Linked DNA regions of Homo sapiens: region 1 is linked to region 2. The links are chromatin contacts, found by Hi-C or POLR2A ChIA-PET in ENCODE. All regions are on one chromosome and are shown on one strand. The core of a region is the stretch at or near the end of the contact, and the rest is flanking DNA. Distances in the headings are between cores, read along the strand shown. Region 1 holds the start of C11orf24 (chromosome 11 open reading frame 24). Region 2 holds the start of KDM2A (lysine demethylase 2A).

Evidence for each region. Hi-C counts contacts between places; a loop is a spot of excess contacts on that map. ChIA-PET counts read pairs that join two places held with the same protein, here RNA polymerase II (POLR2A). Pooled maps may share reads with other maps.
Region 1: a pooled map shows a loop between it and region 2 (9-fold over the local background). The contact joins the promoter of C11orf24 here to the promoter of KDM2A in region 2. A Hi-C loop is called at or near these places in 1 of 37 single-sample maps with no recorded cell type and 5 of 50 pooled maps. POLR2A ChIA-PET finds 5 or more read pairs at or near these places in 1 of 52 experiments (A549).

The regions. Positions count from the first base shown.
Region 1 is chr11:68,269,587-68,276,356 of GRCh38, reverse strand. C11orf24 (chromosome 11 open reading frame 24) reads left to right here and starts at 4,384. Exons shown (of 4, transcript NM_022338.4): 1 at 4,384-4,500. LOC105369363 (a long non-coding RNA gene) reads right to left here and starts at 4,255. Exons shown (of 3, transcript XR_950248.3): 1 at 4,181-4,255. RefSeq lists silencers at 2,248-2,307, 4,187-4,586 and an enhancer at 3,421-4,275.
Region 2 is chr11:67,115,570-67,122,146 of GRCh38, reverse strand. KDM2A (lysine demethylase 2A) reads right to left here and starts at 2,884. Exons shown (of 21, transcript NM_012308.3): 1 at 2,098-2,884; 2 at 789-913. The coding sequence starts at 830. It overlaps LOC107984341 (a long non-coding RNA gene), which reads left to right and starts at 3,799. Exons shown (of 2, transcript NR_160735.1): 1 at 3,799-4,913. RefSeq lists silencers at 1,743-1,832, 2,358-2,497, 2,678-2,747, 2,888-3,327, 3,508-3,787 and 2 more and an enhancer at 3,398-3,447.

The DNA.
Region 1 (6,770 bases), core at 3,135-5,634, 1.2 Mb before region 2:
CCCCCACAAATCAATACTTGCAGCGTTTCTGAGGCCATGAGCCTGTACATGCCATGTGCCTGGAGTGGGGAAAATCCGAGTCGCCGCGTGTTGGAGTCCCTGGCTGAGACCCAGCAAGCACTCTCTCTCTGCCCTCATTTCTGCTCACCTACTGCCAACAACTGTCCTTTTCTTGGTCTGTTTAGCGCCACATTTTTGTCATTTTTTGCTTTTTTTTGGGTGGCGGTTTTGCATTTTTAAATGGCCCCCACACGTAGGGTTGAAGTGTTATCTAGTGTTCCTCAGTGCAAAAGGTGTGTCTTAGGGAGAAAATACATGTTAGATGTACTTCATTCAGGCATGAGTTACATGCCATTGTCTGTGGGTTTGATACCAGTGGGCTGGGGAGGTGCCCAAACGCAGGTGGGACCTTGACCCCGGGCTCTTGACGTCATTACGAAAAGGAATTCAAGGATGAGTCAGAAAATAGTGAAAGTACAAAGACTTATTACCAGGTGAAAATTACATACTCAAGAAAGAGGAATGCAGGCCTACTCAAGAGAAAGTCGAGCAATGGTTCGGGGTTTCTACCTTTATGGGTTTCTTCAACCAAGAGGTGGAATATTCATGAAAATTCCTGGGAAAAGGTAGAGATTTCTTGGAGCGGTGGTGTCACCCATTTATGCGCCAAATCTGAGTGTTCCTGAAATTGTCATGGTACTGGTGGTTGTGTGTTTAGTATGTTAATGAGCACATAATGAGGTCCTAGGGGAAGCCTGGGTCAAGCCCAGCACCATGTTGGGTCCAGTTGGTCTTAGCCAGCTTGGTTCATACCTTGGCTTTTCAGGGTCTTAGAAGACGATAGTCTCTAGTTATGTAAAACTGCTGCCTGGAATTTAATTCTCCTGTGACCACCCTATATTATTCCCATCTCATTTTCAATGTTAATTAATGAGTCAATAATAGACATTAAATAAGGCTTCTTTTTGTTTGTTTCTGTTTTGTTTTGTTTGAGATGAAGTCTCGCTCTGTTGCCCAGGCTGGAGTACAATGGCGTGATCTTGGCTCACCGTAGCCTCCACCTCCCGGGTTCAAGTGATTCTCCTGCCTCAGCCTCCCCAGTAGCTGGGACTATAGGCATGGGCCACCACACTTGGCTAATTTTTGTGATTTTAGTGGAGATAGGGTTCCACCATGTTGGCCAGGCTGGTCTTGAACTCCTGACCTCAGGTGATCCATCTGCCTCGGCCTCCCGAAGTGCTGGGATTATAGGCATGAGCCACTGTGTCTGGCCTAAATAAAGCATCTTTAATAGAAACACACACACAAAAACAAAGTTATGTATATTGATCTGTTGATAAAAATGTTGTGATCAGAGGTTCACAGGAACCTAACCCTGTATCTTCCCTAGGAGCTGTGGTTTCCAAGGAGCAGTATTTGCTAAGTCCGTGTACTGGGTGACTTTATTCAACATAACTACTGCAAATACCAGAATTGACTATGATGAAACGGAGGCACAGAGCCTAAGCCTCTTGTTTGTTGTCATTTAGCAAAAAAATGAAGGATCTGAAGCCAGGCAGTGCCATTCCAGAGCCCTAACTTTCAAATGTCATATCTACAAGGTCTTACATTCAAATAACATTGTAAATTCAACAACAAAGAGACCAAGCTCCAAGTTTATTCAGCTATTTCTGCACAGAAGGCACCTGAAATGATCTGTGCCTGGAAACAAAAGGTAGAGGATGTAAGTGTATCATTCTCTATTTTATCCACAGCCCTCAGAAGCAGCTGGTCTGCCTGGCTTTACTCTCCATAACACTCCACAGAACAGTTTTGCAGTTCCCAGAGCTGTGCCTTCAATGGACACTAGGTTTCAGGTGACCAAAGATGCTATCAGAGAATATGACTTTCTCATAGGAGAGAATGAGTTTCCCGGTATGTTGGACCATCTCAGCCAGATATTTCTGTGTCAGAAACCCATCAGTAACACTCTAGACTGGAGATCAGCAAATAGATTCTGTAAAGGGCCAGAGAGTAAATATTTTAGGACTTGTGAGCCATATAGTCTCTACAACTAGTCGACTGTGCCCTTTTATCATCAGATAATACCTAATGAAGAGGCATGACTCTGTTCCAATAGAAATTTAAGAAAGCAGATGGGCTGGGCGCGGTGGCTCACGCCTGTAATCCCAACACTTTGGGAGTCCAAGGCGGGCGGATCACTAGGTCAGGAGATCAAGACCATCCTGGCTAACATGGTGAAACCCCGTCTCTACTAAAAATACAAAAAATTAGCTGGGCGTGGTGGCGGGCGCCTGTAGTCCCAGCTACTCGGGAGGCTGAGGCAGAAGAACGGCGTGAACCCGTGAGGCGGGGCTTACAGTGAGCCGAGATGGCGCCACTGCACTCCAGCCTGGGCGACAGAGCAAGACTCCGTGTCTAAAAAAAAAAAAAAAAAGCAAGCAGATGGAGGTCTAGCTGCCCAGCTGCTCTAGAGGAGAGGCTGTGTCTTATGTTTGTAATTTCAGCCCCAGCAGTAAAAATTGTCCCTATGTTGCCAAAGAGGAAATGAAAACAGAGTCACAGTCATTGATTTTTTTTTTTTTTTTTTTTTTTTTTTTTAGAAGGAGTCTCGCTCTGTCGCCCAGGCTGGAGTGCAGTGGTGAGATCTCGGCTCACTGAAGCCTCCCCCTCCCAAGTTCAAGCAATTTTCCTGTCTCAGACTCCCGAGTAGCTGGGAATACAGGCACACGCCACCACGCCTGGCTAATTTTTATATTTTTAGTAGAGACGGGTTTCACCATATCGGTCAGGCTGGTCTCAAACTCCTGACCTCAGGTGATCCGCCCGCCTTGGCCTCCCAAAATGTTGGGATTACAGGCGTGAGCCACCGCGCCCAGCCCAGTCATTGATTTTTGAAAAGGGCAGGCAAAGAACTAAAATCTGCCTGCCGATTGTATATTTTCACTTCTGGAGTGAGCCTCAATACTGTACTTCATGTTAGATCCGAACTAGTTGGAAAAATTAAAGCAAATACATAGTGAAAGGATCTGATCTTCACATGATCCAACCGGCGTTGGGTCTCAGCAAACCCAACTTTGCAGGTTAAATTCCACACATGAACTGTGGTTGAACTGGGGATGGTGGTGGTGACATCAAATCGCATTTCAGGTGCTCCCAGAGCTCGGAGTGGATGGTAGATCCTGTCTTTGCCCAATCTCAGCTTTCTGTGTCTCTTAGCTTCCTAGCCGAAGACCCCAAGGCAGGTTATAAAACTGGAAATAAAGTCTTGGTTTGCTCCTGTGAAATCATCCTTCGCAGACAGGTTTTGGTTTGGACCGGGGGATGCCTGAGGGTCTTATACAGACTGGGATTCAGTCACAGAACTACTAACTTGCAAAGCCTATTTCTTTCTTTCTTTTTTTTTTTTGGAGACAGAGTCTCGCTCTGTCGCCCAGGCTGGAGTGCAGTGGCACGATCTCTGCTCACTTCAACCTCCACCTCCCAGGTTCAAGCAATTCTCCTGCCTCAGCCTCCCGAGTAGCTGGGACTACAGGCGCACGCCACCACGCCCGGCTAATTTTTTGTATTTTAGTAGACACAGGGTTTCACCATGTTGCCCAGGCTGGTCTCGAACTCCTGAGCTCAGATAATCCGCCCGTCTCGGCCTCCCAAAGTGCTAGGATTACAGGCAAGAGCCACCGCGCCTGGCCTGCAAAGCCTATTTCTAACCAAAGTCAAGTCCCACACACTTGCCTCTAAATTGCGTTTTGCTCCTTTGTTATCCCAGGTTTTACAATTACAGAGCACTTGATGAGCCTGTTTCCACGTCTGTAAAATGAGGCGAAGTTCTTCACTGTGCTATTGCAGAATTAAGCCACTGGCTCTATAGGCAAAGTGCTTAGCACGGGCGTGGCACGCTGCGGGTGCACAGAAACGCTCGCTGCCACCCCACCCTTAACTACCGGGCACCCCAGCGCCCCGCCAGGGGCTGAAGAAACGTGGGAGGAAGCGGAGGAACGCGAAGGGCGTGTGCCCGCGAAAGGTCTCACGAGGCGTTTCGAGGTCGCCTCTTCAGGCTCGGCTGCCGACAAGGTGCCTCTGAGCTCACCCAGCCCAACCCGCGCACCCCGGGACCCCAAGACGGCAGCGGGCACAGCTGGGCAGCAGAGACCCGGGAACACCCACTTCCGCCACAGACCTGCTCAAAATAGCTCCTTCTGGCAGCGCGCAAGAAGTGGCCCGAGCCGGCCCCGGGGAGGCGGGGCCTGAGAGCAGACAACCCCCCCACTTCCGGCTCGCCTCCGTTCGCCACAGGCCCCGCCGCAGCCGCTCTTCGCCCCGGCCAGCAGGCCCGCCCCGCCCTCCGTGACGTCATTTCCGGCGTTTGGGCGGGGCCCGGGCAGGGCGCGCTGCCCGGAGCTGCCTGGGTTGCGCTGCCGGCCACGTCCCCGCGCCGGGCCTCAGGCTCCTTCCTACTGTCCGAGGGCCACCAGGCCGCCGGGGGCCTGCTGCGCCCGGGTAAGGGGCTCGCACTGCCGTCCGGGTAGCTGCTGTCAGGGCTCCCTGACTGGCTTGGGACTGAGAGACAGAGGTTGGGGGGCAGGAGGAGGGTTGGATGGGGGCACGAGGGGCAGTGGGAGAGTGAGTGGGGCTGAGAGAGGCAGGAGGAACGGGACAGGAGGAGCGGCGGATGGGGCACGCACAGAGTGCAAGACGCTGAGCAATGCAGGTACTGAAGAAGTCAACTGGGGGCCGAGCATGGCTGGGGGCCCAAGAGACAGGAGGAGGGAGGAGGGCCGAAGGGGGCCCAGACTGGAGAAGAGGCCGGCTTGTCCCATTGTGGGAGCAGAATGGGGACACTCTGGAAGGGGGCCGAATTTGTCCTGGGGTCTTTCCCGGGCAAGCCCAGGACGGGACTGGACCCCAAGAAGTGTCGCTCTTACTTGAGTGACACAGACCTATCCCCCAGACCCTCTCTCTACCTGGGTGGAGGTTGTGCATTGCCCCAGATTCCCTCCCCTGCCCATCTGTCTCCCTGCCTGCTTCCCCCGTGCGAGTCACTTAGTAGCCCCCGTGTGGCTGCTTAGCATGTTGACTTAATCGTTAGGCTGATAGGAGGAATCGGCCTCCACACGCATGGTTTGCCACCAGAAATAATCATCGTGCTTAGAAATCTGACTGTAATAACTTGCAGCTATCCCTCGCCCCAGGAAAATCTCTAACATTTCGATAAAATCAGCTAGGAAAATCTTTAAAATACAGATGTTTCCATTTATACAGTGGATCTGCCTAATGGACAAAGGAATGTCAGAGCTACCCACGTTCTTAGCAAAAACTAGGCCCTAGTATTTAGCTGTGTTACCAAAACTTCCAGAAACCTGGAAGCAAGCAAGGTAGTTAATGTAATATAATAAATGTCCAATGTTCTAGGTTCCCGTCTGCCACAGAGTCACATCCTTTGGACTACAGGACAATGTCTATATACACAAAGCCATAAGTCTGTGTTCCTTGGGCTTCTGCTACCAAAGTTCAGCCAGGTGACGTGTCAGGATTAGGTACCTGCAGTTTGCCCTGTATTTGTGTTTGCAGTTCCTACTCCTTGGTATCTGTAGCTTGCCTAACTTGGTGTGGGGGCCTGGCCATGTTGCGGCTGAGTGAGTCTTAATAGCCTGATAGAATGTGGGGGTAACAGCTGTAGTCCTTTACCAAGCTTCAGGATTGGTCTTTGGAACCTCTCTATGCCAGAAAAAAAGAATTAAGTTATTTCTTTCCCTTTTTTTTTTTTTTTAAGAGATGGGGTCTCACTATGTTGCCCAGGCTGAACTCAAACTTCTGGGCTTGTAATCCTCCCACCTCAGCCTCCTGAGTGTCTGGGATTACAGGCATGCAGCACCACGCCTGGAGTCCAGTTTTGTGTAACTTGCATAAAGTGCGCCACATATAACAAGCCAAGGTTCGGAACACAAGAATTCAGACAAGATGCCTTGGGAGGCATCTCGAGGTCATGAACCAGAAAAGGATAGGGAGGTTGACACCCAGGGGCATAGTTGGGGGTGCCTTTGTCATGGAGTGTCACATGGCTCAAGGGAGTATCCTGTTGCACCTTCCTTGCAGATCCTATGGGGAGCTGACCCCTGAAGAAGGGAGCTCCCAGTGCCAGCCTAACCTTCCGTCTTTCCATCTGCCCTGGTCTCCAACTTAATACAAACTTAATTCTCTCTCGCTCATTCCCCTCCTGCCCCTGGGGTCTCTTTTTTCCCATCTATTATGGTCTGAGACCCTGATCTACCCAGTCTCCCTGTACCACATAATAATGAGAATAACTGGTGGGGTCCCGAGACCCACATCCTAATTTTGGCTTGAAGCCTTTGCAGGGGAAACTGTTATTTTAAATGTTGTTAATGGTTTGTCCATCATGAGTCAACTTACATAGATGACCACAGGTTCCCGCATGGGATCTTGACATTTAGAATATTCTGTTGGAAAGTGGAGGCAGGACCATAGCAGAGGGATGAAGTCATAGGACAATGAAGGCCTGTTCTCGACTACACAGTGGCCAATTCCTGTTTCTGTGGGAGTGACCACCAGCCCCACCGGCTGGGAGGGAGTAAGTGGTGATGGTATCCAGCAGAAGTTTCCTGAGAAACCCGTGGAGTGTCCTGATATAGCCTTGTGGACCTGCTCCGTGTGTGTGCCCTCACCTTTGTGTGTGTGATTTTGCATGTGTATGTGTGTGCCTGTGTGAGTGCACATGTGTGGTGGCATGTGTGCATGTGCAGATGGACATA
Region 2 (6,577 bases), core at 1,635-4,134:
TTTCCTCATAGCCCACTCTTCAAACACAAATTCAGATTTTTATTAATACTGTGAGACTACTAATAAAGCTCTCTTTGGCTAAGAAAAACAAAAATTGAATTCTTAAAACTCCAATAGGGAAACCTTACGAGGAAAGCATGGCTTAAAGGATCCAAGTGTTCATATACAGATATAAGCCAATCCTTTCAAATCATGTCTAAAATTTCTTTCAACAAGATCTATCTCGTACATTCCTCCCAAAACACAGAACTTTATCAGCATCCAGTATTCTACCTACTTGTCTTCAATCAATCCCAACAACCCTTCAAAGCTACCAAAATGTTAATTTATAAAATAAAAGAAAATAATCCATAGTTCTCCCCGCTCAAAGTCACAAATCCTGGGACAACAAAATCTTAAAAAACGTATTGAACTATCCTTCCTCAAACAGCTTTGCCCCCAAAATTTATATTCTAATCTAACGTAATCAGATGTATTACAATGTCAGTACTGTAAAATCAGGAATCTTTGTCACATTGTAATCCACAAAATCCTTTGGTATACAATGGTTTCTATAAAAGCTAAAGGCTACATATAACTCCATTTCCAAACAAGATAAATATATAAAATATAAAACATGTTTGGCCAAAAGCCAAATTCGATATTAATACACCTTTCCCCCTCCTCTGGTGCACAGAAAAGTCACCCGAAAAGTTTTAATCACAGATTCACAGTATATTCACAACTGGAAACAAAATAGTTATCCTACTTTAAAACTGGAGGGTGTGGTGGGGGGAGAAAATACTAACCAATCTCTGGCTGTAACGAATCCTTTCTTCTTCGGGTTCCATCTCTCACTCTTCTGTTGAAATTACTGTAAAGAAACCACTCCAGGGCTGCCTTCCTCTTCCTCCTTAGGAACCAGATTGCAACACTAAAGAATAATGATATAAGCAGAAATGAGAACTCATTCTCAAACTTGTGCTTTCTGTTCACGGAAAGGAGTATTTAAGGTAAGTGTTAAAGGCTCTCTGAAAAATCAGGTTCCTCTTCATGAGTTTGGGACCTTTCTGCTCTTGGGCAAGTGGTTCCATGTCATGTTCAACATTAATCACATTACAACTGTCGGAGGCCTAGACGAAACGAGATGTTGGTTTCAGTTCCTTGTGGAAGGGCCACACCACCAGTTTCTCCCCACAGGATTACAACTAGCAAGGATCTCCTTCATGGCAGCATCAGCAAGAAAAAAAAAAAGCCCAGGACTTTTATCTCCAGAGAGCTGACCAGGTGAAGCACCACTGAACTAATCCAGATCCTAACCAAATTAGTTCTCTCTCACCGGTAATCAGAAACTAAAGGAAAGAAGGGCAAACTGACTATGTAAAAAGAGGACAAAAAATTAGGATTTAAATGACCCCAAAACAATTTCCCATACCCCTCCTGTAAGGCCGTGCACAATCGTCGCCTTCCTTTCTAGACTCCCCGGATCTTATCATTCCCAAATCTACCCTCCACCCCAACACAAGATGTGCACAACTCTGAAACAAATTTCAGAGGTGCAAATCAAGGACCAAAATTCCATCTGATCTTTTTGGATAAAGTAATAAAATAAACGATTGCATCTAAGGATACAAGGAAAATACATCTTGTCCAAAAATTAAATAAAAGACCGGCCGGCGCGACGGTCAATCCGTAATACCAAGAAAGGGTTTTCTTTTTTCTAAATATTCTCGTGGATAATGGCTTCCATTGAGAACACAGGTTCCCCCCGTTTTTGTCACTACATTACAGCCACGTTAACAGCATCCTTTCAAAACTGCTACGAGACCAGAGGACCCGATGACACAGTTTGCAGAGCAGTTAGAGGCAGAGCCCTCCCGGAGGAAGCCCTGGCCCGAAGTCGGGAGGGAAACCGTGCTTGCACCCCCTGGGCGACGACCGCCTGGGCATGGAGCAGCCAGGGCCGGAGAGGAAAAAGGGCGAATCTCGCTGGGCTCCCCCAGGAAAAGGCGTTTCAATGGTTCACCCATCGGAAAAAGAGATAGAAACTTTGCATTCAGTCTTTGGATAACACAGTCAACCAAACTTCCAAATGAGGGGGGGGAGGGGGAAACTCACCGGAGATTCTGCTCTTGAGTTCTTGTCCAAGTGAGAAGTAAAAGATTCCAAAGCTGAGAGGAATAATTAAATCCCAAACGTCGTCTTCGGTTTTTCCGTGGATCAACCCAGTATCCAGAGAGGGTCAGAGCGACCAGGAAAAGGGAGCAAACAGTTGCTGAATCAAACCTTCTCTTCTGGCTTTGGAGACCGGGAGTCGGAGGCGTCAGGAGAGAGGAGCGCGACCCCTCGGCGCCGAGCCCGGGGCGCCCCCGCCTCCCCCAGGCCAGCGGTCAGCAGCCCGGGCCCGAGCCCCGGGCCGGCCCCGGCCGCAGGGAGCGCCCTCCTCGCCGTGCCCTCGGCCAGCAGGGGCTGGTCGCCTGCGGGAGCAGCGGCCGATCAGCTGAGACCGGCCGGCCCGAGGCTCCCCGCGCCGCCCCGGCCCCCCGGAACGCGGGCCCCGGCCCCGGGGGGCGGACAGGGCGGGAGCGGCGCGGCGCGCCGGGATGGGGGCCCTGGCTCCCCTCGCGTCTCCCCCTCAGGTCTGGCTCCGCGCTGCGGGACGAGCCCCCCGGCTACTCCCCAGTCGCAGAAGAGGGATTCCGGGGGATGGGCCCCCTGGCGTTGCCCCTCCTCCCGGAGCGTCCCCTGCCCAGGAAAGACAGAGCGGCCACGGGCCCAGCCGCTGGGAAGGTGCTCCGAGAGCCGCCGCCGCCGCCGCCGCTGCCGGGGAGGGGTGTTGTTTCCCTCACACAGGAGGAGCCGCTGAAGCAGCCGCCGCCATTTTGAACCCGTCAGACTCTCACATACACACAGCTCCTCCGAGGCGCACTGCGCAGGCGCCACCTCCCCACCCCTCCTCCAGCTCGCCTCTCCACCCCCCCACCCCCTTCAGGCCTCCCTGCGCTTCTTACCGCTCTCCCGGGCGCGCGTGAACGCGCACGCGTCACTCCCCTCTAACGCGGACACACCGCCGGCGCGCGCACGCGCGGATGCGTCGGCCTCGAATCGCCCGCGCCCCGCGACGCCGACGCGGCTCCCTGCGCCCCCTCGCGTCAGGCCGCCCGCCCTCCCTCCCTCCCGCCAGCCCGCCGCCCCCGCTCCCCGTCGGCGTTCTTCCAGGGCTCGGGCCTGGCTGGCTGCTCGCGCCTGCGCGCAGGGCACCGATCCTCCTCCGCGCGCCCTCCCCCCACACACCCTCACACACACTTCGCCTCTGCGACCCCGCCCCTCGCGGCCAGCTGTGCTGGCCGCCCTCCCCCACCCCCCTGGGAGGGTGGTGACCCCCGACCCCCCACAAAGCACATCACCCCCCCCAAGCAGTGGGAGATCTGCGTCCCCTTCCCCTTCAACCGCCTTTGGCCCCAGGCTGCCCGTCACAGTCACACAACCTGAGGGCCGGGAGGCCTGGGCCAGGGCAACCGATACCCGCCTCAAAGCAGGGTCTCCCGGGGTCAAGCCGCCGGGCTGGGCCCGCGGGACCTGGGCTCCCGGCTCAGGCCTGCCCAGGGCGAGAGGGCGCAGGGAAGGGGCGCATGGCCGCCGGCTGCCCTCCCTTCGCGTGCCGGCCGGTGGGCCGAGGCCGGCTTGCCCGCCATTCCCGGGCAGGCCCCGGCGCCGCCGCCACGGGGCCCGTCTGCCCTGGGCCCGGGGGCTCCTCGGTGCAGCGGCCTGGCCCCGCCTCACCCACTGCTCGTCGCTCCGAAGGGGCAGGAAACAGGAGTAGCATGTCTGTCCTGGGCTCGGCTCCCCGGGGGTGCTGCAGGCGCTTAACAAGGGCGTCCACAGGTACCAGGCGCAGAAGCGGTCTCCGCGACGGCCCGGGGGCGGTGGCGGCCGGCGCGCCCACCGCCGGCCGGAGGCGCCCGGCGAGGTGGCCCAGGAAGCCCCCGCTCCTCGGCCACGCTCAGCTTTCCGCCGCGCCGGTGCCCCCGGCGGCCCGGGTGGGACGTGACCCCGCCCCCGGCGAGTCGGGGCGCCCCCCACGGAGGGGTGCGCGGGCCGCCCCCGGCCCCCGGCCCGACCCTGCCGCCCTGGGCCGTGGCGGGCGCGGGAGGCCCGGCCGGGAAGATGTCTCCTGTTGGTGCGCGCAGCTTCGCGCGGGGGTCAGCGACGGGGCAGCAGCCGCCCGAGCTGCGCCGGCCCTGCCCACGGACCGACTCCCGCGGCCCGACAGCTGCCCGACGGGCCAGCAGGCTCCGAACGTCGACGGAGCCCGGCCGGAGGTACCCGAGCAGTGCCATGCGAGCAGCCCAGCCGCGATCCGGGCATTTCCCCAGCCAATCTCTTGCTCTGGGGCCCGTTTAAATTCTAAATCCCACAAAGGACGGTGGCTGGGGCGTTACACATCGGGGTTGGCACTATTGGCTCCACTACGCCCTTGCTGAGCGGTGTCACACAAATCTTTTTCTCCCTGCCTTGGTTTCCCACTCTTTAAGCTCTGACTCCTGGAAGCAGGGAATGGAGCAGAGAGGTAGGGCATGGAGTGAATCATATAACCTGCATAAACAGCCATCAACTCTTTCAGGAGGACGTTAGCGAGACAATTAAAATAATGATACCTTCTAATTCTATCAAGGCTTGAACTCCAAGGTAAAAGCGCTACGTAAATGCAAGGTATTATTATTTATTACCACAGAAGGTTTTTCTGCATGCACAACTTGGGGAGTTTGTACAGACATTCTCTGCTTTGTTTCACAACATCCTTAGGAGACAAGCTAAAGTGCCTGTTAGCGCTATATTCATTTTAAAGATAGACAACTGAAGTATAGAAAGGTTAAAGAGCTTGCATAATTACTCCAACAGCCGACTGAAACATCTCACAAACAGCAAAAAAGGTTTGTTAATAAGATATCATCTTCTTGCGTTCTAGTCACTGGGAAATATTCTTTATTTTGATACCAGTTTTGTTCAGACTTCTTAGATTTTCAGAGCACTGATACGAAGAAGATAATCACAGAAACTGTATCAGATCTAAAGCCTCTTTAAATCTTTCCGACTATGGTAAAGTATATTTTAAAAGCAGCAGTCTCTCACACTGGTGCTACCAGATATGGCCCCATAAGCATCTGGCTCTCTGTAGTTATAGAAAAAGTCAGCAGCTCGTTTTGTTTGTTTTTTAAGCAGGAGAGAAAGCTTTTGCCATTGTCAGATTAAGTGTTGGGCCTTGTTGCTATTTGCAAAATAAACAGCTTTATTTCCTTCCCACTCACCCTTATAACCCAGGGAATACTTGGCGGCAAAGAGAAAGTCTCTAGGAGTAGCTCAACTTGGTCTTGCCCTTTTTCTTAACATTCAGACCCCCTTAAGTAATTAACCCTCAAGGAGGTGAGTTGCACACCCTTGGCAATCAGATACCTCCAAGTTTAATTCAGATGGGCATGCTGGGAGAACCCTAGAAAGGCTTTAGAACAGGCCGGGCGCGGTGGCTCACGCCTGTAATCCCAGCACTTTGGGAGGCCAAGGCAGGTGGATCACCTGAGGTCAGGCGTTCAAGACCAGCCTGGCCAACATGGCAAAACCCTGTCTCTACTAAAAAAAAAATACAAAATTAGCCGGGCGTGGTGGTGCATGCCTATAATCCCAGTTACATGGGAGGCTGAGGCAGGAGAATCACTTGAATGCAAGAGGTGGAGGTTGCAGTGAGCCGAGATGGCGCCATTGCACTCCAGCTTGGGCTACAGAGTGAGACTCCATCTCCCCGCCCCCCCCCCAAAAAAAGGCTCTAGAACAATAATAGTAGTACTTATTTTGAATGGGACTGCCAGTAGAGCAAGATTTGTCAGATTGCAGCCAGCTCTTTTGCCGTAGGAAACCATTTGTTAACTAGTCTGCGTTGGGGGAACGGGACATTTAAACAGATATACACAATGGTTTCTCCACAGGCAGGCTTTGTTAATAATCCAGAGCAGATATATAGGGTGAGATAAGAGGTAGACAGATGGCTAGTGATTCCTCCCGCCATCACAGTGGCTCTGATTGGCAAGGACAGATCTGTGAGGCTGCATTGCCCTAAAACAGCCATTTGCAGGGAGAATAGAGCTTGGGGGATTCCCCAACTATGAACTCTCTGGCTTCAACCCTGACAATGGTATATGGGAAGAAGGAAATAAAAATGCATTCTAGAGGCATTGAGAACAGGGTCCCTGGCTGGAATAAATTGGCATCTTAATAAGATATTAATAAATCACTGCCTTTTTGAGCAAAGCTAAGACTCAACAAATGCTGAGAGTGAAAATCCAGTCACCATTTTCTTTTCTCTTATTTTCTCTTCTTTTCTTTTTTTGGGATGGAGTTTTGCTCTTGTTGCCCAGGCTGGAGTGCAGTGGCTCAATCTTGGCTCACTGCAACCTTCACCTCCTGGGTTCAAGCAATTCTCCCGCCTCAGCCTCCAAGTAGCTGGGATTACAGGCGTCCGCCACCACGCCCGGCCCACCCATTTCTTTTGGGAGACTTTAGGGTGTGAAAAGAGAACTCTTTAGTCTGGTTAAGCTAAACTATT